Linked DNA regions of Homo sapiens: region 1 is linked to region 2. A link is a loop called in an ENCODE intact Hi-C map of the cell type or tissue named here. Cell type or tissue: B cell. All regions are shown on one strand. Each heading gives the region's core, and the rest is flanking DNA. Links, peaks and the distances in the headings are about the cores only. Region 1 overlaps LAIR1 (leukocyte associated immunoglobulin like receptor 1). Region 2 has its middle 7.8 kb from the start of MIR4752.

Region 1 (11,105 bases), core at 1,855-9,854, 63 kb after region 2:
TATCCTTAGTAAACAAACACAGGAACAGAAAACCAAATACCACATGTTCTCACTTATAAGTGGGAACTCCATCAAATCTCCAAGTCATTTACAACCTCTTCTTCCCCTGTCCATAACTCTTCATTTGATACCGTGAATTCTGTCTCCATGCTTTGGGCCAAAGCATTCACTGGAAGAAATTCCCAAGCTTTGGTTTAAGGCATGAGGGTTCATACTTACTGTCAGTTGACCTTCAGCAGGTGACATCCTCCCCTGCCCCATCCATTTTCCTCGTTGTAGGAAGATGGTAATTAACCCTCCCGTCAAGTTTTTTTGTTTTGTTTTTTGTTTTTTTTTTTCCTGACAGCGTCTCATGCTGTCACCCAGGCTGGAGTGCAATGGCACGATCTCTGCTCACTGCAACCTTGACTTCTTGGGTTCAAGCGATTCTCCTGCCTCAGCCTCCTGGGTAGCTGGGATTACAGGCATGCACCACTGCCAAGCGTGTCCATGTGAAGAGACCAGCAAACAGGCTTTGTATGAGCAATAAAGCTTTTAATTCACCTGGGTGCAGGTGGACTGAGTCTGAGAAAGGAGTCAGCGAAGGGAGATGGGGAAGGGGTTGCTTTATAGGAGTTGGGTAGGTGATGGAAAATTACGGTAAAAGGTGGTCATCTATTGTTGGCAGAGGAGGAGGTCACAAGGTACCTGGTGGGGACATCGTAAGACTTATTATCCAGAAGAAGAATGTCACAAAGTTGATTGATCGGTTAAGGTGGGGCAGGGACAAGTCACAATGGTGGAATGTCGTAATGTTGGTTAATCAGTTAAGGCAGGAACTGGCTGTTTTACTTCTTTTGTGGTTTTTCGGCTGCCCCAGACTTCTTGGCTCCTTCAGGCCATCTGGGTGTATATGTGCAGGTCACAGGGGTTACAATAGCTGAGCTTCAGCTCAGAGGCCTGACAACCACCACACTGGCCAATTTTCTTTTTTTTTAAATTTTTAGTAGAGACAGGGTTTCACCATGTTGGCCAGGCTGGTCTTGGACTCCTGACTTCAGGTGATCTGCTCGCCTTGGCCTCCCAAAGTGCTGGGATTACAGGCGTGAGCCACCATGCCTGACCTAAACCTTTAAAAGTGGATACTTGTGTGAGAGAGAGAAACCATGCAGAAGAGATTAAATAAAATTAGACGGATATAATTGTGTCTTGTTTCTTGTTTTGGTTTAGAAATATAAGTGTATTTTCTTGAATAGATATGATGCAAAAATATTTTTAAATATAACTCATAAACTTAAAGATAAAACCTAAAGAAAAAGAAAATGCGGTAAAACAGGTGGGAGGGGAAGCAGGAAAGGCAGGCACACTCGTGTAACTATGATTGAAAGAAAATCTGTATACAAGTGGACCTGCACAGTTCAAACCTGTGGAGTTCAAAGCTCAACTGTATGTTACTGCAAATGATTATAAGTGCTGTTATAGAAACATTCAAAGACCAGAAAAGGACCACAATGGCTGACCACACATAGCCAGGAAGAGCTTCTCCCACCGAGAGACCAGGCCATCAAGAAGACCAGAATGCTCTGGGCAGATCTTCTGAAAGAGGGCGCTGAGGGTGGATGGAGAGAGGACACAGATCCTGAGGATGGATGGAGGGAGGACACAGATCCTGAGGATGCATGGAGGGAGGACACAGATCCTGAGGATGGATGGAGGGAGGAAACAGATCCTGAGGGTGGATGGATGGATGGAGGACACAGATCCTGAGGGTGGATGGATGGAGGGAGGACACAGATCCTGAGGGTGGATGGAGGGAGGACACAGATCCTGAGGATGGATGAAGGGAGGACACAGATCCTGAGGGTGGATGGAGGGAGGACACAGATCCTGAGGATGCGTGGAGGGAGGACACAGATCCTGAGGATGGATGGAGGGAGGACGTAGATCCTGAGGGTGGATGGAGGGAGGACGCAGATCCTGAGGGTGGATGGATGGAGGACGCAGATCCTGAGGATGGATGGAGGGAGGATGCAGATCCTGAGGGTGGACGGATGGAGGGAGGACACAGATCCTGAGGATGGATGGAGGGAGGACACAGATCCTGAGGATGGATGGAGGGAGGACGCAGATCCTGAGGATGGATGGAGGGAGGACGCAGATCCTGAGGGTGGATGGAGGGAGGACGCAGATCCTGAGGATGGATGGAGGGAGGACGCAGATCCTGAGGATGGATGGAGGGAGGACACAGATCCTGAGGATGCATGGAGGGAGGACACAGATCCTGAGGGTGGATGGAGGGAGGACACAGATCCTGAGGATGGATGGAGGGAGGACACAGATCCTGAGGATGCATGGAGGGAGCACACAGACCCTGAGGGTGGATGGATGGAGGACGCAGATCCTGAGGATGGATGGAGGGAGGACACAGATCCTGAGGATGCATGGAGGGAGGACACCACGCCCGGCTAATTTTTGTCTTTTTAATAGAGATGGGGTTTCACCATGTTGGCCAGGCTGGTCTCAAACTCCTGACCTCGTGATCCGCCCGCCTCAGTCTCCCAAAGTGCTGGGATTACAGGCGTGAGCCACCGCGCCTGGCCGGCTTTCTTAGTCATGTTTAATTTAACGAAAATTTTATAATGATCTGAAATGTAAATGGTTTTTAAAGAATTCAAATTAGGATTCATCAAAAATAGGACTGTCTTTATTGTTGAAAAACATTGTATTTCTTTAATAATGAACAACTTATTAAGTTATGATGTGATTTAACTGGTATGAAAATTTGGGAAATTAGAATCTTGGTAAAGTACAGATTAGTTAAAAGAAAAAGATGCTTTAGAAAAATCAAAGACATTTCCGAAAGAATGTACAATAATCAATAGCAGTTTGGCCCCAGTGTTATAGAGGATGGGGAGAAGGTGGAAGAATGAGAAAATAACACGCATTTCACGTAGTATATGTGCACAAATCTTTTTCTTTTGTTGCGAAGAAAATGTTTTATCACAACAAATGTAATAAATTTAGCAACTTTGTTCTGGAGATCAATCAATAAATCCAAATAGGAGAAGGAGGAGGGGTCTGTAAAAGCAGAAAGCAATTTCAGAAATGAATATATATAGTGTACTAAATAAATTGAGCTGGATGGTAAATAAAGGCAACAAGAAAATATCTGTGAATCCTAGACCAGCTGTGATGATGGCTCTGTATGCCCTTAAATAACGGCAATAATTCATGAAAAAATAAAGACCTTGTCCTTTCTTTATCAAAGTGATTTATTATTTATTTATTTATTTATTTATTTATTTATTTATTTTTTAGAGACAGAGTCTCGCTCTGTCACACCCAGGCTGGAGTGCAGTGGCTCGATCTCAGCTCACTGCAAGCTCCACTTCCTGGGTTCACGCCATTCTCCTGCCTCAGCCTCCCGAGTAGCTGGGACTACAGGCACCTGCCACCACGCCCGGCTAATTTTTTTGTATTCTTAGTATAGACGGGGTTTCACCGTGTTAGCCAGGATGGTCTCGATCTCCTGACCTCGTGATCCGCCCGCCTCAGCCTGCCAAAGTGCTGGGATTACAGGCGTGAGCCACTGCGCCCGGCCCAAAGTGATTTTTATGGAGGTACAATTTAGGACTAAATGAGGCACATTTTACTTCTTGGAACGGCAACAGGAAAATTCCCATCCCGCAGCTCTCACAACTCAGATCTTAGCAATTGGAACAGAACAGGTTGTCACTGCTGAAGGACCAAGCAGAACAACGGTTTCAGGAAGCTTTAGCTCTAAATCCCAGTAGATGTAGAGCAGGTGCAGAGCTCTGGGGACTCTCAAAGCACTTTTAACTCTGGTTAAGTGTCAGAATTGCATTTAGACATCAACACATTTATATTCCTTGATTCTTTCTTCTCCCTAAGCCTTAAACATATAGTCACCTTTTATCAAAAAGATATTTTATTTGTCTAAATGGAAGATATAGTTTACTTTCTTCACACAGATGCCAGAAATTTTCTATGAACGTAAAATCTTTGGTGCAATCAAGTGCATACTGCTTCCCAGATCCTACAAGAAAGGAGATTAAGGTGTAGAATTTTACACTCATCACAGAAAGTTTTCAGAGACTAACTGGCATCACCAACCAAAACACAACATGCTATCACCACAACTATTTTTAAATGTCTTAAGTAGTAGTTTCCATTGGACAGCAGGTGTGTAAGCAGGAGCCAAGAGTGAAACACGCTCTTGCTCCTCTTCCTAGCAAGAGAGCAAAGACTGTGAGGTTTGGTGTATTCATCCAGAGAGAGTGTTTTAAATGGGGCTATGACAGAGAAGGTAGACGAGGTGTTGGGCAGCCCTGGACACCCTCAGAAAATATCCCTTCTTCATGAATTTATTTTCTATGTTCAGTTTTACACTAAAAGGTAAAAAAAAGTTAAAAAAAAGAAAAAAAAAGTCCACCCTATAGTTTGTATAACAAACATTCTCACTTGTTCATGCTGTATTCAACGTCGAGCCCATTTTCTTTCCCCTACTACAAAATCCCACCGCTGGGGTCCTGGTACCTACAGTGATGGTTCTGAATAAAGCCCTCCTTACTCTGCTTTGATAAAGGTCACCGGGTAATCTTTCTCTCAACGCCTTGCCCAGCTGGCCCAGGGCTCCAAGAAAGGGAAGGCCAGACCCCTGGCCTCTGCCCTGGTTACTCACAGGGACATCTGTGAATATCTGCTGCTGCCCCATCTGGCCCCGGTGAGGCTGCTCCTCCCTTTCACGTTGGGCCCCACTGCAGCCTCCTGGTGTTCACCGCCAGGGCACACCCCAGGGGAACTGGGGTGGGATCATAAGCACAGGGTAGGCCCTCCCTCTCTGCCTGGCCACACTGCACTGCCAGGTGAATTAAACATGGCTCTTCCCCCAGGTGGTGCTTGGGGGCCCGTGCAGCAGGAGGGACATCTTCTCCGCACAGCAATGTTCCCAGATCTCACCACCCTGAGTTCTGGCCCCTGCGTTGGGCGGGTTGGCAAGTCAAGAGAAAAAACAAGCCCCTGCATCTAATTTTCTGTCTTCTCTCTGGGCCCTTCCTCTTTCCACTAATATGTCAAGAAATAACAGTGTGGTATTTTTGCTTAATTTCCCCTAAACTCTATCTGTCCTGCTTTCCACTGTGACCTCACCACCTGAACTTCCTGGACTTCCTTACACTGGAGCAGACACTGGCATCTGCTCAGCTCTCCTGTGCTCTGCAAGGGGTAGAAAAATTCACCCATCCTCTGCTATGTGCAGACTGTCCACCTTCTGCTATAGAGTTCATGTACCCACCTGTCAACCTCATAGTCAAACAAACAAGACGTTATGGGAGAAAACACCCAGCTGATGGTTGAAAAACAACCAGAGAAGAAAGACAGAGATGTAGAAAAAGAGACAAAGACGGCTGGACGCAGTGGCTCATGCCTGTAATCCCAGGACTTTGGGAGGCTGAGGTGGGCAGATCACCTGAGGTCGGGAGTTCAAGACCAGCCTGAGCAACATGGAGAGCCCCCCGTCTCTAACAAAAATACAAAAAATTAGCCGTGTGTGGTGGTGCATGCCTGTAATCCCAGCTGCTCAGGAGGCTGAGGCAGGAGAATCGCTTGAACCCGGGAGGCAGAGGTTGCAGTGAGCCAAGATTGTGCCATTGCACTCCAGCCTGGGCAACAAGAGCGAAACTCCATCTCAAAAAAAAAAAAAAAGAGAGAGAGAGACAGAGAGACACACAGTGAGAGAGAAAGACAGAAAGAGAGACAGGGACAGAGACAGACAGAGCAGGGAGAATGTGTCCCACGTGAAGAACAGGGAAAATCGGTCACAATGTTCACACAAGAAAGCAAAGATACAGAGTACAGCACTGGGAAGCAGATCCCAGGAGGAAATTAAACCTGAGCACAAATAGAAAATTAAAGCTCAGTACAAATTAAAATTGGGTAGGCCAGTCAGGTACCACCCTCTTTGAACCAGCACAGAAACCTCCCAGCAGACCGAGCTGCAGCCCATCCCGGGGTTCATAATGTGGAGTCAGGAGCCTCAGGTGGGTCTGAAGCCCCTGTCTCTGAGACTTGGCCGACCTTGGACAGGTTACTTCATGTCTCGGTCCATAGTTTCTGTTTTTATAAATGAGGAAAATAATAGAGCACGCTGTGGAGGGTTTGTAGGAGAATTTAATGTGTCCACGTTTGCCTAGAACTAAATTAGCAACTGCCCCATAGAAAGAGCTGGCTGAGTTTTTGCTGAATTCTTAAAAATCTTTCTTTTCTTTTCTTTTCTTTTTTGACGGAGTCTCGCTCTGTCGCCCAGGCTGGAGTGCAGTGGCACCACCTCGGCTCACTGCAAACTCCGCCTCCCGGGTTCACGCCATTCTCCTCCCTCAGCCTCCCGAGTAGCTGGGACTACAGGCACCCACCACCACACCCGGCTAATTTTTTTGTATTTTTAGTAGAGATGGGGTTTCACCGTGTTAGCCAGGATGGTCTCGATCTCCTGACCTCGTGATCCGCCCACCTCAGCCTCCCAAAGTGCTGGGATTACAGGCGTGAGCCTCCATGCCCGGCCTGTTTTTGTTTTTTAAAGACAAACACAGATTAACCCAAATGAGATTCTGCCGCCTCCTAGTGGTACATAGGGTAATTTTCTGTGTCAATCAGTACATCTGACCCTACAGGTAGGGTGGATACTCAGAAATGCCTCAACCAACAGCAGGCTCAGTGATTCCTTGGATTTCCTGGGGCGTGTGAGTGTATGTGCATGTCTGTGTGTGTGCGTGTGTGTATGCATGTGTGTGAGAGCATGCATTCCTGTGCATGTATGTGCAGATGTGGACCTGTAGGGTCGGCTCTCTGCCTTCACCCAGCCACACCTCCCTCATTCATTCCTGATACACGTGATTTGTCAGAAAACACTGACACCAATGTGAAGTCCTAAGATGAGCAAGTTCAGAATATCTAATGTATCGTATCTGTGGCGATGGGTGCGCTGAGGAATTGATTGTGACTGTCATTGCACAATGTACGTGTACGACAAATTATCACATTTTACACCTTGAATACGTACAATCCTGATCAATTAAATTTTAAAAAGAAAACGCTGACACGTTTTCGTAAGTCCTGTTTCCCTCACTCAGCTTTGAACAACTGTGAAGGCAGAGAGTGGGTCCGAGAGACCTATGCACCCAGGACCAGGCCTGGGGCTGCCAGATGTGAGGCCTTCAAAATTATTTATTGATGCGTGGAGTAAAGCACAACCCAGAGAACTGGGCTTGGCTCTCAGCTGTGTGTGTATAGCACAGTCTCAAGGCTAGCTCTTGACTTCTAGGAAGGTCTTTAGGGTCAGCAGGGCAGATAATTACAGCAAAGTCTCTGGGGTCACTGGAGGTTCACAGCAGACACCTAGGACAAGCTTGGAGGTGGCATCACTGCTCAGGAAATCGGCTGATTGGCTGTAGCTGGGCCTTTAGAACAGGCAGGTGACTTTAGCTGGGTCTCTGGAAACAGTCAGGTGAATAAAGCTGGGTCTCTAGAAACAGCCAGGGAACTGTAGCTGGGTCTCTGGAAATAACTGAGAAACAGTCTGTCCAAGGAGCTGCTCGATTGTAGAAGGGACCACCTGGCTAACGAACCTTCTGGATGCTGGTTAGAAACCTCCAGTCTCCAGCTCTTGTCTCCAGGACAGCTGCCTGGCTGGCTTTCTAGATGAAGAGGAATCCAACAGGAAGCCTTCCAAATGGCTGCTTCAGGCTTTTCCTAGAGTGACTTTCTACCCTCAGGTGCAGAGGCCAGGTGGGTATGGGGTCAGTGTCTGGCAACGGCTGCATACGTGATGGACTCGGCCATGGGCTTTGTGGACTGTGGGGACACAGCCCGGGCTGTCCTCTGTGTGAGGGCCCAGTGGTCCAGCTGAGCATACGTCACCTCCTGGGAACTCCCTGCAGCCAGGGCCTAAGAGGGAGAGACCCAGGGTGAGGGAGTGCCTGGTGGAGGGTGAGACGAGGGGCTGTGGGGAGGGAGGGCTGTGGCGGCCATCTCCATGGGCCCTGAGGACCCTCTCCTAAATTGCATCCGTGTGAAGAGCCCTCCCACAGGGTATTGGGGTTGGTTTACGTGACAATGAACAAGGCAGAAGGGAAGACTCCTGACTTCCAAGCTGAGCCAAAAGACATGGTGCTTCTGTCCCCTCCCTGCCACCCATCCTTGGATCCCTCCCTCTGGGGGAAGCCGGCTGTGTGGAGAGGCCCCTGTGAGAGGAACAGAGGTTTCCTGCCCACAGCCGGGGAAGTGAGCGTCTTGGACGTGGATCCTCCAGCCCACGGGAGCCTTCGGATGCACACAGCCCTGGGCGACCTCTCGACAGCAACCTCAGGACAGGCCGTGAGCCGGAACCGCCCAGCTGAGCCACTCCTGAATTCCTAACCCAAGGAACTGAGATTTTTTTAAGCTGCTAAATTTGGGGTACTTTAATAACTAGTAGGAAGGCTCACCGAGGTGTCCGTCTCTCTGTCCTTCTCAGGAAGTCCATTGACTGTGGCCTTGTCTTGGGGAGAAAATACATGGTCAGTTTTCTGGGGAGGATGTCGCAAGGCAAATCTGCCTGAGACCCCCACCCCCAGCTTCCGATGACATCCTGCACCCAATGTATAATACGACCTTCTAGAATGTTCCCAAAGATTCTTCCCCCCACCCCCCACATTGCATCTGGATTGGCACCAAGTCCCCACTTCCCCATCCCAGGCCTGTCCCTCCTCCTCCCCCTTTACCTGCTGTCCTCTCTAGAACATCAACAGCCAGGTCAGGCCTAAGAGGAAAAATAAAAGTGAACCTCAGGGGCAGCCTGGCGGCCGAGGACTGGGTGGAGGTCCAGGAGTCATTCCCAGGGGCCTCACCTCTGCTGTGGCTTCTGCTCCTCGTCCTTGCTTCTGGGGGGCCCTAAGGACAGTCGGGGTGTGAATTAAGGAGACCTTCTTCCTAGCCTCTCCTGACAGCTTCCCAGGTCACCCCACCCTGCCCCTGAGACCTACCCTGCTTTATCTGATTCTGGCGATGGAGGCAGAAGAGGACCAGGAGGAGGAGACAGAAGAGGAAGACCACTGAGACCCCGATGAGAATATACAGATGCTCAGCTTTCAGGCCTTGGGAAGCAGGTGCATCTAAGAAAGACAGAAACAGGATTTCAGCAGTGTGCATTTATTGAGCACCTACTGTATACCACACACACGTCACGTGCGTTTCATAGACTTACTAATATATAAAATATCTTAGGTAAATAATAGTCCTGCAGTACAGGGATCGTTATCCCCTTCTTCCACCACCGGGGTCCTGAGTGCTGGAGTCCTCTGCACAGGGACACAGACTGCCATTGGCAGAGCAGGAATCTGATCAACCCCAAAGCCTGACCTCTTTCTCCTTCCCCAAGAGGCACACACCAGCTTCATGCTCCACGGCCCCCATCACTCACGCTCATTGTGACTGTTGTCCGACGGCCTCTGCGTGGGTCCTGGGAGGGAGGAATCAGAAGGAGGAGGAGTTAGAGTCCTGAGCTGGACAGAGAAGGCTCTGAGTCCTCCCACATCCACTGTGGGGATCTCCCTTCACTCCCCAGGACCCTGACTGCTCCCTCTAGACCAGCACCGACCAGCAGAGTCTTCTGTGATGATGGAAACTTTCTACATCTACTGTCCAGCATGAGAGTCACACATAGCTATTGATATTTAAATTTATCCAAAGTTGAATGGCATGAGAAGCTGGCTGCACCGTCTGCACCTCCAGGACTCAGTGACCCCACGGGCCTGATGCCATCCCTACTGGACGGTGCAGATACAGCGCGTTTCCTGGGCGTGAAGCTGTAGTAGACATCGCTAATTTCTGCCCTCTGCGGATCTAGGCAGAGACCAACCACCCGCAACAAGAGGAAGGGAGACCTTCCCTCCCTGACCTCCTTCTGGGTTCCCACCAGAGGGCAAGAATCCTCATGTCTGATTTTATCTGCCCTCCCGGCAACCCTCTGACGGGGATGTAACCCGCCCTCCTGTGGGAAGAATCCAAGTCCCGATGTGCTCCTCTTTCCTGAAGCCCTGCAGCTAGCGGGCGAGTGTGTGGGGCACCGCCCAGGCTCCCTACGCAGCGCATTGCAGGCCCGCCCGTCATCTCCTCCAACCTTCACCCTCCTCTGCACAGTGCACGCCACTACCCAATTCCCAGGTGGCTAAATGGGGTCCTGAGGGGCTCCCCCAAACCCAGGGTCCGAGCCAAGCGTCCCTCTTCCAGGAACAGCGGTCCCTCCCCTCCCCCGGGGCTGAGGCAGCATCTTCAATATCCTTCAAGAAAGGCAGACATTCTCTCTTGGAATGTCCTTCCCTCCTGCCTCGTCCACGGTCTAAGGTCCAGGACACCACCCGTTATTCTACACCATGACTTCCTGGGCTTGGTCTTCATAACATTTGCCACCATTTAAAATTACATATGTATTATATATGTGCAATATTACAGTTTTTATATTATTTATAGTTATATGTATCATGTATTATGCAAATGTATAATATATAACAAATATATTTTTAATTATGTAATCTTGACATATACATATAATTTAATGTATATAATGTTAATTGTATATGATTTATAACTTATAATATATGTTACATATATTCACTATAATATATAATGTATAATTTATATTTGATATAAACCTATGATTAAATATAAAATATTTTTTCTATTATAGTTATACATAATGTATACATAATAGATAATATATTTACATTAATACCTATATTTATTTATTAACTATAACACTTGAAATTTATTATACTATATATTGTAAATATATCTTTCATATAATATATAATATACACTATAGTCATATGTAGTGATACACTAACATGTTTTATTATATAATTATCTTCCTTATATATATAATATATATATAATATATATATATATTATGATGTAAACATATATAATATAATTTAAATTATAGGTCTGAAATTCTACATTGCAAATCATATATTTTTATCTGTATATGCATGTATGGGAATCAGTGCATTTCTATTGCTCATTCTAACTATTTCTCCCCATTGAAGTTCACAAGACGGGAGGCCATTTCTCCT
Region 2 (12,730 bases), core at 2,363-10,362:
ATTCCTGACGTCCTAAAGAACATCTAGTGATAAACCTTGTCAAAGCAGAAGGGGCTGAAGGACATGGAAGAGTTTCTTATGGGTTTTTTAAAAGTCCTTAGAAACAGTTCTTATCTGAGACGTGGAAGCATGGGCCTCCTCTCCTTCAGGCCTTCCTGGCCCTGTGGGGTCTGAGTTTGACCAAAGTCATCTCATCCTTGCACCTGTAACTTTTCTATTGGGAGTCTGCAGTGAAGGGATGGGGTTACGAAGTTTAACCTGAGAGTTTCAGGAATTTGGTTCAGGGGAGGGCTTGTTTCTACACTTTTAGCAAAAGGGTTAATTTTTCAGTGTTTTCTAGAAACAACCTAAAGTGCTTTATCAGTACTTGGGGATGCTCAAGACCTCAGCTTGGGTTCCAGCCTGCAGGTGGAAACATGCATCTGTCCAACCCACAGAACAGTCATGGCCCTTTGTCTCACTCTCAGAACAAGGAAAAAAGTGGAGGAAACTGTGGGACCTTAGAGACTGTGACTCCCCCTCTTCTGTGTTTGTGGACAGACCCTGGGATGACTCAGTGACCCGGGCTACACTCAGCACTGAGCCACCTTCCCGGGTGTGCATGACACAGATGCGCTTTATCATTGTTGGACCGGGCATCTCTGACCCTGGAGTGTGAGGCTCACATGGACCCCGCCATGCCGGGCATAACACAGAGGTGATTCTAAGCTTGGGAGCATGGACACCGCAGGGCAGGAGCGGCTACAGCAATGCCCTCATCAGCTTTCCTTCCTGAGTCAGCCTGGGGAGAAACCCTATATGGAAGATCAGGTGTGTGGGAGAAAAACCCACCCCAGAGGAATAAAAATCAAAGAGTCCGTTAGAGAAAAAACAGGCAATTGTAGAAATGAATTAGGAAGCTATTGTGATGTGAAAATAGTAAATTATATTAACACATTTAGAAATAATTTCATCCAGAACAAGACACAGCTGAAATGATAAACATTGTATTGGTGTAGAATATTTACTAAAATTTTTCATTAGTCATCAGAGAAAAACTAGAAATGAAAAAAATAGAAAAGATAATTAATGCACACAAGAAATGGAATGAAAAGAGGAAACAGATATCTCTCTTTGGATCACACTTTCAGAATGAAGGAAATAAGGAGTATGTTATTCAGTAAATACTTGCAAAGAAAATGGTTGACATTTTTATAGAAATGAAGAAAGAACATGAGTTTAACGTGAACAAATTCATAAATAACATCAATGTCTTAACTATGATAGAGTAAAAGATACCTAGAATAGATACAAAGTAATTTTAAAACTACTGGAGAAAATGAAAATTATTGTCCAATGAAAGACAAGCACATTGGGACTGGATTTCCCAAGAGTAAAAAGTGCAAGAAAATGACTGGGGGCTGAGGTTCAAGTTGGCTGAATGGAAAGGGCTGGAGTCTGCCTACTCACTAAGAGGACCCAAAATAGCGAGTAAATACCAACAGGTCAAGTGGATCTTCCAAGAGGATGCTGGGGTTCACCTGAGAAACATGAGGACATGGAGAGAAGAGAAGAGAAAAGGTGGGAGCCAGGAGAGGCTCCTAACACGGGGAAGGGGTGAGTGAGTGAGAGATTCACCAACACGGGGAAGGGGTGAGTGAGTGAGAGATTCCCCAACACGGGGAAGGGGTGAGTGAGTGAGAGGATCCCTAACACGGGGAAGGTGTGAGTGAGTGAGAGGATCCCTAACACGGGGAAGGGGTGAATGAGTGAGAGCCTCCCTAACACAGGGAAGGGGTGAGTGAGTGAGGGGTCCCTGGCATCTACACCTCTGCTGTGGGCCCTTAGGATCCTGCCCACAGGAGAGCGCCTGTCCCCTCTGGGCCTCCAGAGGCCCACAGTTTGCTCCTGGAGACTGTACCAAGGCCCCACTGGAGCCCACGTGGAATCCCACAGGCTTCTGATCCCTGAGCAGCCTGGGTCCAGCTGCCACTGCCTTAGCAGGGAGGGAGGAGGCCAGGCACCTCTGTGGGCCCCAGAATAAGTATGACAGCTGGGGCACAGGAGCAGCCAAGCTGAGCACCACACAGCTGCCCACCTCTGTTGCTTCCTGCGAAATGGGGCTTCCTTCCTGCTAATGGGGCTTGCCAGCTGCAGGGCCCCAGTCACCCGTCCTGCCCCCACCCGAACACCGTGGCCCTGGCTCGGTGCCCTCTGAAAGCCCAATGCTCAGAGGCCCCTGACAAGCCCTTTGCAGTCACTGCCACCTCTGCCTCTGCCCCTGCTGCCCCAGGCCCAGGGAGGGTGTGGGGAGGCCTGGCACTTTCACGTGTCCCCAGAGCAAAACCGAGTGACACTTCTTCAGGAGGGAAGTGTGAGCGGGCCCTGTGCCTCACAGCTGCCAGTCTCCAGTGCCCCAGCCGAGGGGCGCTGCCCTCCCTAGTGACAGGCCCACAGCACAGCCACCCTGCCCCCACCTGGACATTTCAGCTGCAGCCCCCAGCCCTTCTGAGAGCCCAGTCCCCACAGGCCTGTGATCTGCCGCAGGCTCTACCACCTGAGCCTTCTGCCTGCCCCGCCTGAAGGTTCTGCCGGTGACCTGGGGACCAGCCCATCCCTCCCCATCACAGCCAGCATCTGAACCCCGGAGCAGCCGAAACCCAGTCCAGCCCCTTCAGGACTCACACACGCTGTCCAGCCGGCCACCTAGGGGCCTGTGATCCGGGAACTACCTGCCCTTTCCTACCTGCTGGCACCTGACCACTCACCCCAGGGCCTGAGGTCGGGCCCACCCAGCCAGCAACACCACCACAACTGACGTCCACTCTCCCATCCAGAGAGGCAGAAGCCCCACATCCCACCTACATGAAGCAGCTACCGCGTCAGACAACAGACAGCCGCTCAGGGTCTGCACTGGGCTGAGGGAGGAGGCTCTGCCTTGGAACCACGCCTGCAGAGAGTGGCAAGGCAGGTGTTTCCCACTGCCCTCAGCCACACTGTGGCCTGGGGAGAGACAAGAGTGTGTGTCTGAACTGAGACTCATGAGCCCTGGAGCACGGGTGTGATAGGGAGACAGACAACGTTCCTCCCTATGGGACTGGAAACGGTGTAGCTCCTTCACTCCCCGCAGAGACCTCAGGGCATTTCACTAGGAGCTGCTCCAGCCATGTCCATCAGGACTAGTGCCTGCACTCATCACTGGGATATCTGTGGGCAAGCCGGGGGTTCCAGCTCTGCCCAGGGGTGTTCCCTCGCCCCTGTGGAACAGGAAGCTCAGGGCACCTGACACTCCACGGTCCAGCCCTTCCCCTGAAACAAGAGTCAGCACCTCACAGGAAACACACCAGGTCCACATCCACCTGCTTGTGCCGAGCGTGGCTCTTACCCTTAAGCACCAGCTCCTGGCCTGCAATCTGAGCTGCACAGCCCAATGCAAACCCTGCTGCAGAAGCTCCCAAAGCCATGGGAAAAGCCAAAAGACCCTTCCCAACATGCTCTACAGTCACCCTCCCTGCGGGGCTGGGGGAAAATGTGCAAAAGAAATCCCATCCAAACGAAAATAAATTCGAAGAGAGTAAGTGGAGGCCTCTCCAGATGAGAAGGAATCAGTGTAAGGATTCTGACGCCGTGAAAAATCTGAATATTGTGGCACCACCAAAGGATCGCACTGGCTCGCTAGTGATGGATGCTGAAAACAATGGAAACTCTGAAAGGACAGATAAAGAATGAGACTGACACAAAAACATTACAAAGAATCAATGAAAGAAAACGTTGGTTTTTTGAAAGTATAAATAAAATTGAGAGATGGCTGACTACACTAACCAAAAAAAGGAGATTTAAATAAGCACAATCAGAAATGATAAAGTTGACATTACAACCAACACCACAGAGATACAAAAGATCATCAGAGACTACTATGAACACCTTTATGCACATAAACTAGAAAACCTGGAGAAAATAGATGAATTCCTAGACACACACAACTTCCCAAGATTGCACAGGCAAAAAATAGAAACTCTAAACAGACCGATAACAACCAATGAAAAAGGATCAGTACTAAAAATCTTCCAGCAAAAAAGTCCAGGAACAGATGGATTCGCAGTTGAACTTAGCTGTATGTACGAAGGAGGGCTGGTACCAATCATACTGAAAGTATTCCAAAAATCAAGGAAGTGGGATTCTTTGCCAGCTCATTTTACAAAATCAGTATCATCCTGATAGCAAAATCAGACAAGGATCCAACAGAAAAATAAAACTACAGGCCAAGAAATCTGAGGAACACAGATGCAAAAATCCTCAAGAAAATACTAGCAAACGGAATCTAACAGTGTATCAAAAACATAATTCATCATGATCAAGTTGGCTTGATTCCAGGGAAGAAAGGATGGTTCAATATATGCAAGTCAATAAAAGTGACTCATGACATGAACTAAGAACAAAAAGCATATGATCATCTCTATAGATGCAGATAAAGCTTTCAAGAAAGTCCAACATCGCTTCGTGATAAAATCCCTCAACAGGCTAGGCATGAAAGAAACATACCGCAAAATACCAACACCCCCTGCGTGACAAACCCACAGCCAACATCAAATTGAATGGGGAGAAGTGAAAACATTTTCCCAGGAAAATGAGAATGGGATCCTCCCTAGCCCCTGGGGTCTCCTACTGGACCAGGGCCTATCTGTGGGGCAGGGTCCCTCTCATGCTAGAATCTCCCTTTCCCCTCGTCAAATCTCAGTGAAGTGGACCATGGCCATGGGAGTGACAGTCATGGCACAGAGAGGCAGGGCTCTCCTGTAGCAGGACGAGCCGCAGACAAAACTCCTCAGACACCGGATTAAAGAAGGAAGAGGTTTTTATTCAGCTGGGAGCGTGGGCAGACTCGCGTCTTAAGAGCCGAACTCCCCGAAAAAGAAATTCTTGGCCTTTTTAAAGGCTTATAACTTTAAGGGGTCCACGTGAAAGGGTCGTGATACATCAAGCAAGCGTGGGAAACATGACTGTGGGGGGCTATATGCATCAGCTAACAGAACAAAAAGTTTTACAGTGCTTTTTTCATGCAGTGTCTGGAATTTACAGATAACACCAGTAGTTTAGGTCAGGGGTTGATGTTATTATTATTACTTTTTTTAACTCCTACGGCCGGGTGGTGGTGCCAAGGTTGTCTGGCTATTTATCTTACTTTTGTATTTTTCCAACTTTTGGCTTTTTCTCTCTTCCTGTTTTGTGAACTAGGCAAGGTGGGGGGAGGAGGGCAGCAGGAGTAGTAGTGGTCTCCTTCCTTACTCCCACTTACAGGATTTTCCCACCAGCATCTCCATGGGTGGTGAGCTGTCCCGGACCCCGCTGGCTCATGTTTTCCCAGGACTTGGCCTTTCTCGAATGCTTTATCTGCATCGCTTGAGATTATCACATGCTTTTTGTTCTTAGTTTATGTCGTGAGTCACCTTTATTGACTTGCATATATTGAACCATCCTTTGAGACAGGCACCAGGCTTTCTGCTGATATTTCAGACACGCATGGCATCTCTCCTGATCTCCTTTCACTGTCTGCCTGACATGTCCTCGTCTCATTGAGGGCCGGGACGTAGCTGCAAATGGACGTGGTGCCTTCCTGAGTTGGTCCCTTCCAGGTGAAGGCAACGGAGGGTTCTTCCTTCCTCTCAGAGACTCCTCGTGGGGTTTCCCTCTCTCCTTCAGCTCACCCATAAACACACCCTTGTGGGGAACCTACCATGGCCAGTCTTCTCACCAGTCCTGGGGAAGCTTCAGGGAAGATGCAAATTCAGGCTGCGGGGCAGACTCACATCAGCAGAGACTCATCTCGCATCTTGCTGTGCAGTTCCAGTTGAGCTTTATTGTGGCGATGAACAGAAAAGGGAAATACATGGAGACAAGGGAAGGAATCATGACTCTTTCCCCAGAACTGGAGTGTGGGTTTTCTTTATGCAAAAACGTTCCCTTCACGAACTTCTCATTCACTCATCGCAACAGCATCTGCCCCCGTCTCCCTGGAAACAACATTGACCTGACTCTGCCTTCTTGGTGCCCCTGTCTTCTTTCAAACACTCCTGTTCCCATCCTGTGCTCCTGAGTTCAAGGTTCTGGGACAATACGTGGGGTTAGCACTCTGCTTTGAGGGGAAATCTTGTCTTTATTTAAATATTCATGTGTCACCCCCTGCCTGTGTGACCTTGGGCAGTAACCTCCCATTTCTGAGCCTCGGTTTCCTCATTTGGAGCCTGTGATGAACCCCATTTATCACAGGGGAGCTGGGTCATTGGAGCCTGGGGACTGCAGGGGGCTCAGCCATGGGTAATTTCCAGAGCAGGTGAAGACAGGAGGGGTGGGGGCATGAAGGGATGCTGGCGCCCACCATCAAGGCCTGAGATTGATGTTTCCACTAAGGAGAGCCCCTTTGTTCCTGCCCTTGAGAGATGCTTCTCATAATATTTCATCAACACCCCCGTTATCACAGTCATGTCCAGAAAATGAGAAATGAAAGCTTGTCAGAAGGAGAAGCGCCTGCATTAAAGAGAAAATTAAAACTGACAGAGCATTTGTGTCTGGTGCCATTGGGGTCTTCAGGGAGGAAGTAATTAAGTCACTAGTGTGCATACATTTAAGCATGAAATGCAAATCTTTTTTTTTTTTTTTTCGAGACAGAGTCTCACTCTGTCGCCCAGGCTGGAGTGCAGTGGCACAATCTCAGCTCACCGCAACCTCCACCTCCCGCGTTCAAACGATTCTCCTGTCTCAGCCTCCCGAGTAGCTGGCACTACAAGCACGCACCACCACACCCGGCTAATTTTTGTATTTTTAGTAAAGATGGGGCTTCACCACGTTGGCCAGGCTGGTCTCAAACTCCTGCCCTCACCTGATCCGCCTGCCTCCGCCTCCCAAAGTGCTGGGATTACAGGGGTGGGCCACCGCGCCTGGCCAAAATGCAAATCTTGACCTCTCATGATAAACTGAAAAATAGGAGTAAATTAAAAAATACATATGCTAGACTGAATTATGTAATTTAAAATGCATTTTTGTGTTTTGTGATTTTCAACTCAACATGTCAATAGCATTGCTTCTCAGTGGGACTGGACTTCCCGATAGTAAAAAGATAAGGGAAGGAGATGCTAAGAGAGTACTCTCAGGGGACTAACTGCAAGTGAGGAATTCTATACTTACTCAGGTTAATACCTGAAAGGTAAAGGGGTCAGCAGGGGACCAATTCCTAAACAGAAGAAGGCTCAGGGCAAGACGGACCTGTGAAGCTGTCTGGTTGGGCTTCCCCTTCGTGAGGGCTGAGGAGGGATTGGAGGGTGGATCTCTCAAATCATCAGATGTGCTTTCTCTTCCAGGTGTTATACTTACCCTTTAACTAATACAGAAATGTTTTCATCTATTTTGATAGAGAGAGTGGGAGGAAAAAGAAGGCATTTTCTGAGCTGCAAGTTACTAGATATTACTGTTTTCATGCTCAGTGAAGGCAATTTTAAATGATATCATCCAGTTGGAAGATCAATGAATCCGGCCGGGCGCGGTGGCTCACGCCTGTAATCCCAGCACTTTGGGAGGCCGAGGAGGGCGGATCACGAGGTCAGGAGATCGAGACCATCCTGGCTAACACGGTGAAACCCCCGTCTCTACTAAAAATACAAAAAAATTAGCTGGGCGTGGTGGTGGGCGCCTATAGTCCCAGCTACTCGGGAGGCTGAGGCAGGAGAATGGTGTGAACCTGGGAGGCGGAGCTTGCAGTGAGCGCAGATTGTGCCACTGCACTCCAGCCTGGGCGACAGAGCAAGACTCCGTCTCAAAAAAAAAAAAAAAAAAGAATCAATGAATCCAAAATGTAGAATATGAGATGCCACAGTGATGTAAGTGAGAAACAGGCAAGTATTTGAAAATCACACACAGACATGCCCACATGAATGCAACCACACACGGGCACACATGTATGAGTCAGTGTGCATGTACACATGTGAGTACTCAGAGTTCAGCTACAGTGGAATTAGAACGTGTCTTCTCTAAAGGCAAGGATAAATGAATCCTCATTCGAAAATATATAATTGAGTGAATACTTAACTAAATAGGTGAAGTTATTCCAAATTTTTCTTTTTTTTTAATCCTGTATGTAAAAGAGTAATTCATCCACTGAAGGATAAGTTAAATAGCCCAGTACCCCAATCACACCTAGGCATGAAACACAATAGTACCATCTAAAATGAAATGATAATTTACAATCAGTAAGTGAAGAAAGGTATACTAGTAAAATATCTATTGGAAATATTAATATTCAACAAAATGTAACATAATCCAAAAAGTTTTAGAAATAAAAACTAAAATTTTGTGTTTTAATGAAGTTGTAAGGGCTGGGCATGAAGGGATTTGCAGGCTGAGCGGGGAGGATCACTTGAGCCCAGGAGTTCAAGACCAGCCAGGGCAAATAGTGAGACTCATCTTTATTTATTTTTTTAAAAAAAGAAGGTATTAAAGATGACTGGGAAAAATCACTGTATGAAAAACCGAGGAAGAAGGAATTAGGGCTCCCGAATGGGGTGAAGACCCACATGCAGAATGTCTCTGAGCCCTGAGAGTGGAGCAGTGTGTTCAGGATCCTGAGCCTGTGGAACCAACATTCTCTGAGATGTGAGTCTATGGAATGTGTGTTATAAGACCTGCCTTTTGTTAGTATAATCCAGCAAAAGCCCATGGGCGAGGACCCAGTTTTATTTTAGGGAATGTGGGGACAGTATATTTTCTATTTGTGTTTATGCAAATTTCATATTGCTGATCAGTCATGCAGAAGGCGGAGGTCAGTGTGTTCACAGGATTCGTACCCGAGAGTCTGGAGACACATGTGGGGGTCCATGGGAAAGGCTGGTGGCCGGGTATGGTGGGAAGGTAATCAGCGACAGATGCCAGAGTCTCCTGCTTGATCTTGCCGAAATCTGGCTCAAATGTTTGGCCTGGCACAACCAAACTAGAACTTGGAAGACGCTGTATAGGTAAAACATAATATTGTAATCATTCATATTCTGTTAAGGCTTTGAAAATGTCCTTAATAAGATTTCTTTATCCTGGAAGGTAGATGGCAAATGATAACATTTCTTTATTCTAGAGGGTAGATGGCAAACGATAAGATTTCTTTATTCTAGAGGTTAGATGGTGAATGATATGATTTCTTTATTCTAGAGGGTAGATGGTGAATGATAACATTTCTCTATTCTAGAGGGTAGATGGTGAATGATAAGATGTCTTTATTCTAGAGGGTAACTGGCGAACGATAAGATTTCTTTACTCTAGAGGGTAGACGGCAAATGATAAGATTTGTTTACTCTAGAGGGTAGATGGTGAATGATAAGATTTCTTTATTCTAGAGAGTAGATTGTGAATATTTGGTCCTTCATGTTTTCTCAGGATCCTCCCTCCAAACATTCTATCCTATACAGCAAAGCTTTACATCCTTCAAACACAACAGTCGTCTTGGACCTAGATATGTTGAACTCTTTAATGCTAGGACTCAAGTCCTCTTGCTGTTTGGGACAATTCAGAAAAGAATCAGCCCCAGTCATTTTGCATACTTCTGTCTGACTGTCATAGGTGAGTAGAAAGAAACAGCTCAACTGCTTGACAAGATTCATCGACCTGAGGTCTTGTCTGCAGCTGGATTTCTATCCTACTTCCGTGATTTTCCTTTCGTGGATCACCAACACACTGCAAATGCCTATCATTGCTTTTGACGTGGTGTACTTTGGTTCTGCCTGGAAAGGCAGGAAGTCTCGAAGTGAGGAGCTCACAGGTCAAAGGAGATTGAAATGTTTTCAGACAGAATAGGCAAATCCGTAGAGACAGAAAGCACACTTGTGGTTAGCAGGTGCTGGAGGGAAGAGGGAATGGGGAGTGGCTGCTGAATGGGTGTAGGATGATGACAATGTGTGGAACAGGATGGCAGTGATGGTTACACAGTGATCTGAGGAGAAGATACACAGGTAGCATCTGAGAAGGAGGGAAGGGCTTGTAGGGTTTGGAGAGGGTGTCAGGGCATCAGGGTGGATTTATCTTTTCCTGGTTGAAATCTGATACTCTCCCATTGATTTAGTTACTGAAGCACGTTTGGAACTCTGAACTGAAGAGATGGAGGCTCAATAAAGCACACCAGGGAGTATGGCAATGAGGAATAAAGAAGACTGTGTTACACACCATGGACCAGAGCACACAGATGTGCAGAGGTGTGGATCCAGCCCTGCCATGTGGGATGTAGCCTCATGTCTAGGGGTGGGAAAAGAAGGGGATCCAACCAAGGGAAGTCAACATTAATAGAGAGGAAAGGTATCACATGTTAATGGTCCTCCATGGATCACCCTGCAAAATATCTCTGCAATCCAACACTGATTCCTCCTTCTAGAAATTATCAGCAGACAGTCCAGATAGCATTGGCCCTAAATTGTCTCCCGGAACCTCCTGGGATCACCATATCTATTCCCAAGGTTTCACCACTCTGAGAGATGCATTGTCCTCTCTGCTGTTCACCTCCTAGCTGCATCTTAGGGGCTTCTCTGGCTGTGCTGAGCCTCAAATAACAGAATCCTGAGGACCACCAGGATCAAGCCAGCCTTGCCCATGTGGATGAGATTCTCCACTGTGTAATCCTGGGGGTGTGAGGTTGGGGATGGTGGGCAAAGAGACCACAGAGGTCAGGGCAGATCAACATCACCCAGGACCTCTGGATGTCCACCCAGGGCACCCACCTCCCCTTCACAGGACCTGACCCTCTGTGCCAGCCCCATAACTGAAAGCATCTCCTCACGCACCAGTCTTGGGGTCTGAATTGTTTTGTGATGGGCTGAGGGTATCAGCTGCTCCTGAGAATCAAAGCAAAGGAGAAGTACCCTGAGCCAGCCTCTCCCATGGGCTCGGCATTCTTATCTTCCCCTGTCTCCTGACATGAGTTCTAAGGAGTTCCTTAGTAAACTCTTCCTCTGTAGCAGTGTTCGTTCCGTTCTTCTTAATGAATTATTTCAGCTTTCCTGCTTTCTACAAATCCAAATGTTGCTCTTGAGTCATTTGGGGGAGAGTTTTCCTTCACCCTGAGGGCTCAGGATCTGCAAGGAAAGTGGTCCCCAGTACAGAGGTCACTGAGCCCTGTGTGCTGTCTGTGCAGCCTGGGACACGGGAGCACATGAGCCAATTCCCCCGGAGATGAGAGTTTCACGGATCCACCAGCTGAGGACCCAGGCTCCCTGGATGAGGGGTTGGTCCTCAGGGGCTCCCGAATGTCAGAAGCACAAAGCGGTGAAAGTCTGGGGCTGCCTCCCCTTCACCTGGGTTTTCATTGTCCAATTAATCTAATTAACTAATTCTTCATATAATCAGGAAAACCTAGAATGATGTGATACCTTCCCCCCGGCCCCCATCCAAAAATATCTGTCTGCTAAATAGTGGTGCTATTAGAGGTTCATAAATCAGTATTTCTGCTTTTACAAAGTGTGAATCTAGGTGAATCTAGACCAGTAACAAACATGTAAACTCCTACCACATCAAATGTCTTATTTATTTATTTATTATTTTTATTATTTATTTATTTATTTATTGAGGCAGAGTCTTGCTCTGTTGCTCAGGCTGGAGTGCAGTGGTGTGATCTCGGCTCACTGCAAGCTCCGTCTCCTGGGTTCAAGCAATTCTCCTGCCCCAGCATCCCGAGTAGCTGGGATTACAGGTGCACGCCGCCACGCCCAGCTACTTTTTTTGTATCTTTAGTAGAGATGGCGGTTTCACCATGTTGGCCAGGCTGGTGTCGAACTCCTGACCTCATGATCCTCCCACCTCGGCCTCCCAAAGTGCTGAGATTGTAGGCATGAGCCACTGTGCCCGGCCTATTTTTATTTTTATTGAGATGGAGTCTCACTCTGTCGCACAGGTTGGAGTGCAGTGGCACTATCTCGGTTCATTGCAACCTCTGCCGCCCGGGTTCAAGTGATTCTTGTGCTTCAGCCTCCCTAGTATCTGGGACTACAGGGCCGCACCACCATGCCTGGCTAATTTTTTTTTGTATTTTTAGTAGAGATGGGCTTTTACCATGTTGGCCAGGCTGGTATCAAACTCCTGACCTCAGGTGATCTGCCCGCCTTGGCCTCCCAAAGTGCTGGGATTACAGGCATGAGTCACTGCGCCTGGCCATCAAATATATTAAGAATATGGATATATTTATCAAGTGAACTTGGAAATACTTACACACATATTCAAATGTAACTTATATAACCACACATAAATATGTATAGATGTAAAACTTTAGATATTTAAGATGTAGTTACATACATATTGATATTTGAAGTGAGAAATATTGGCAAGCAATATAGAAATAAGTAAAATCTCCATTGTCTCATGGTTTGTATACATTTCATCAGGAAATTAGAGGAGATCCATAGAAAAGCAATTAGAATGGGGTAATTTGGTAGTGAGTTAGCATGAAATACAATGAATATACTCAAACGAGTAGCTTTCTCATGGATAATTATCTTTTATTTTTAAAATATGAAAGAATAAAGTACTTCACATATACATTGTTAAAGGTGTTGAATAATTCTTCAAGTTGGAATGAATATAATTCTTCAAATGTCCACCCAGGACACCCAGCTCCTCTTGACAGGACCTGACCCTCTGTGCCCAGCGTCATCACGGCAAGCATCTCCTCACTCACCAGCCTTGGAGTCGGACTTGTTTTGTGGTGGGCTGAGGGTCTCAGCTGCTCCTGAGA

Evidence for each region. Peaks named below come from ENCODE experiments on the same cell type or tissue, not always from the same donor. Only the 100,000 strongest peaks of a DNase experiment are listed, where the experiment ranks them.
Region 1: it touches region 2 in a loop (12-fold over the local background); 1 of 110 quality-filtered maps calls a loop at or near these places.

Annotation. Positions count from the first base shown.
Region 1 is chr19:54,347,474-54,358,578 of GRCh38, forward strand. LAIR1 (leukocyte associated immunoglobulin like receptor 1) reads right to left here. Exons shown (of 10, transcript NM_002287.6): 5 at 9,455-9,493; 6 at 9,018-9,146; 7 at 8,883-8,925; 8 at 8,757-8,794; 9 at 8,481-8,533; 10 at 3,911-7,941. The coding sequence ends at 7,795. Among named protein-coding and RNA genes, the nearest start is that of LAIR1, 12 kb to the right of the region's middle. RefSeq lists an enhancer at 9,565-10,084. In B cell, for the core only: CTCF peaks have their summits at 4,780 (motif pointing left), 4,996 and 6,632 (motif pointing left); DNase peaks (open chromatin) are centred at 4,908 and 6,638; H3K4me3 peaks cover 1,097 bases; H3K27ac peaks cover 3,423 bases.
Region 2 is chr19:54,283,529-54,296,258 of GRCh38, forward strand. No RefSeq gene overlaps it. Among named protein-coding and RNA genes, the nearest start is that of MIR4752, 7.8 kb to the left of the region's middle. RefSeq lists an enhancer at 1,927-2,428. In B cell, for the core only: no CTCF peak of the experiment used is centred there; DNase peaks (open chromatin) are centred at 2,993, 5,503, 6,227, 6,543 and 1 weaker place; H3K27ac peaks cover 865 bases; H3K27me3 peaks cover 1,735 bases.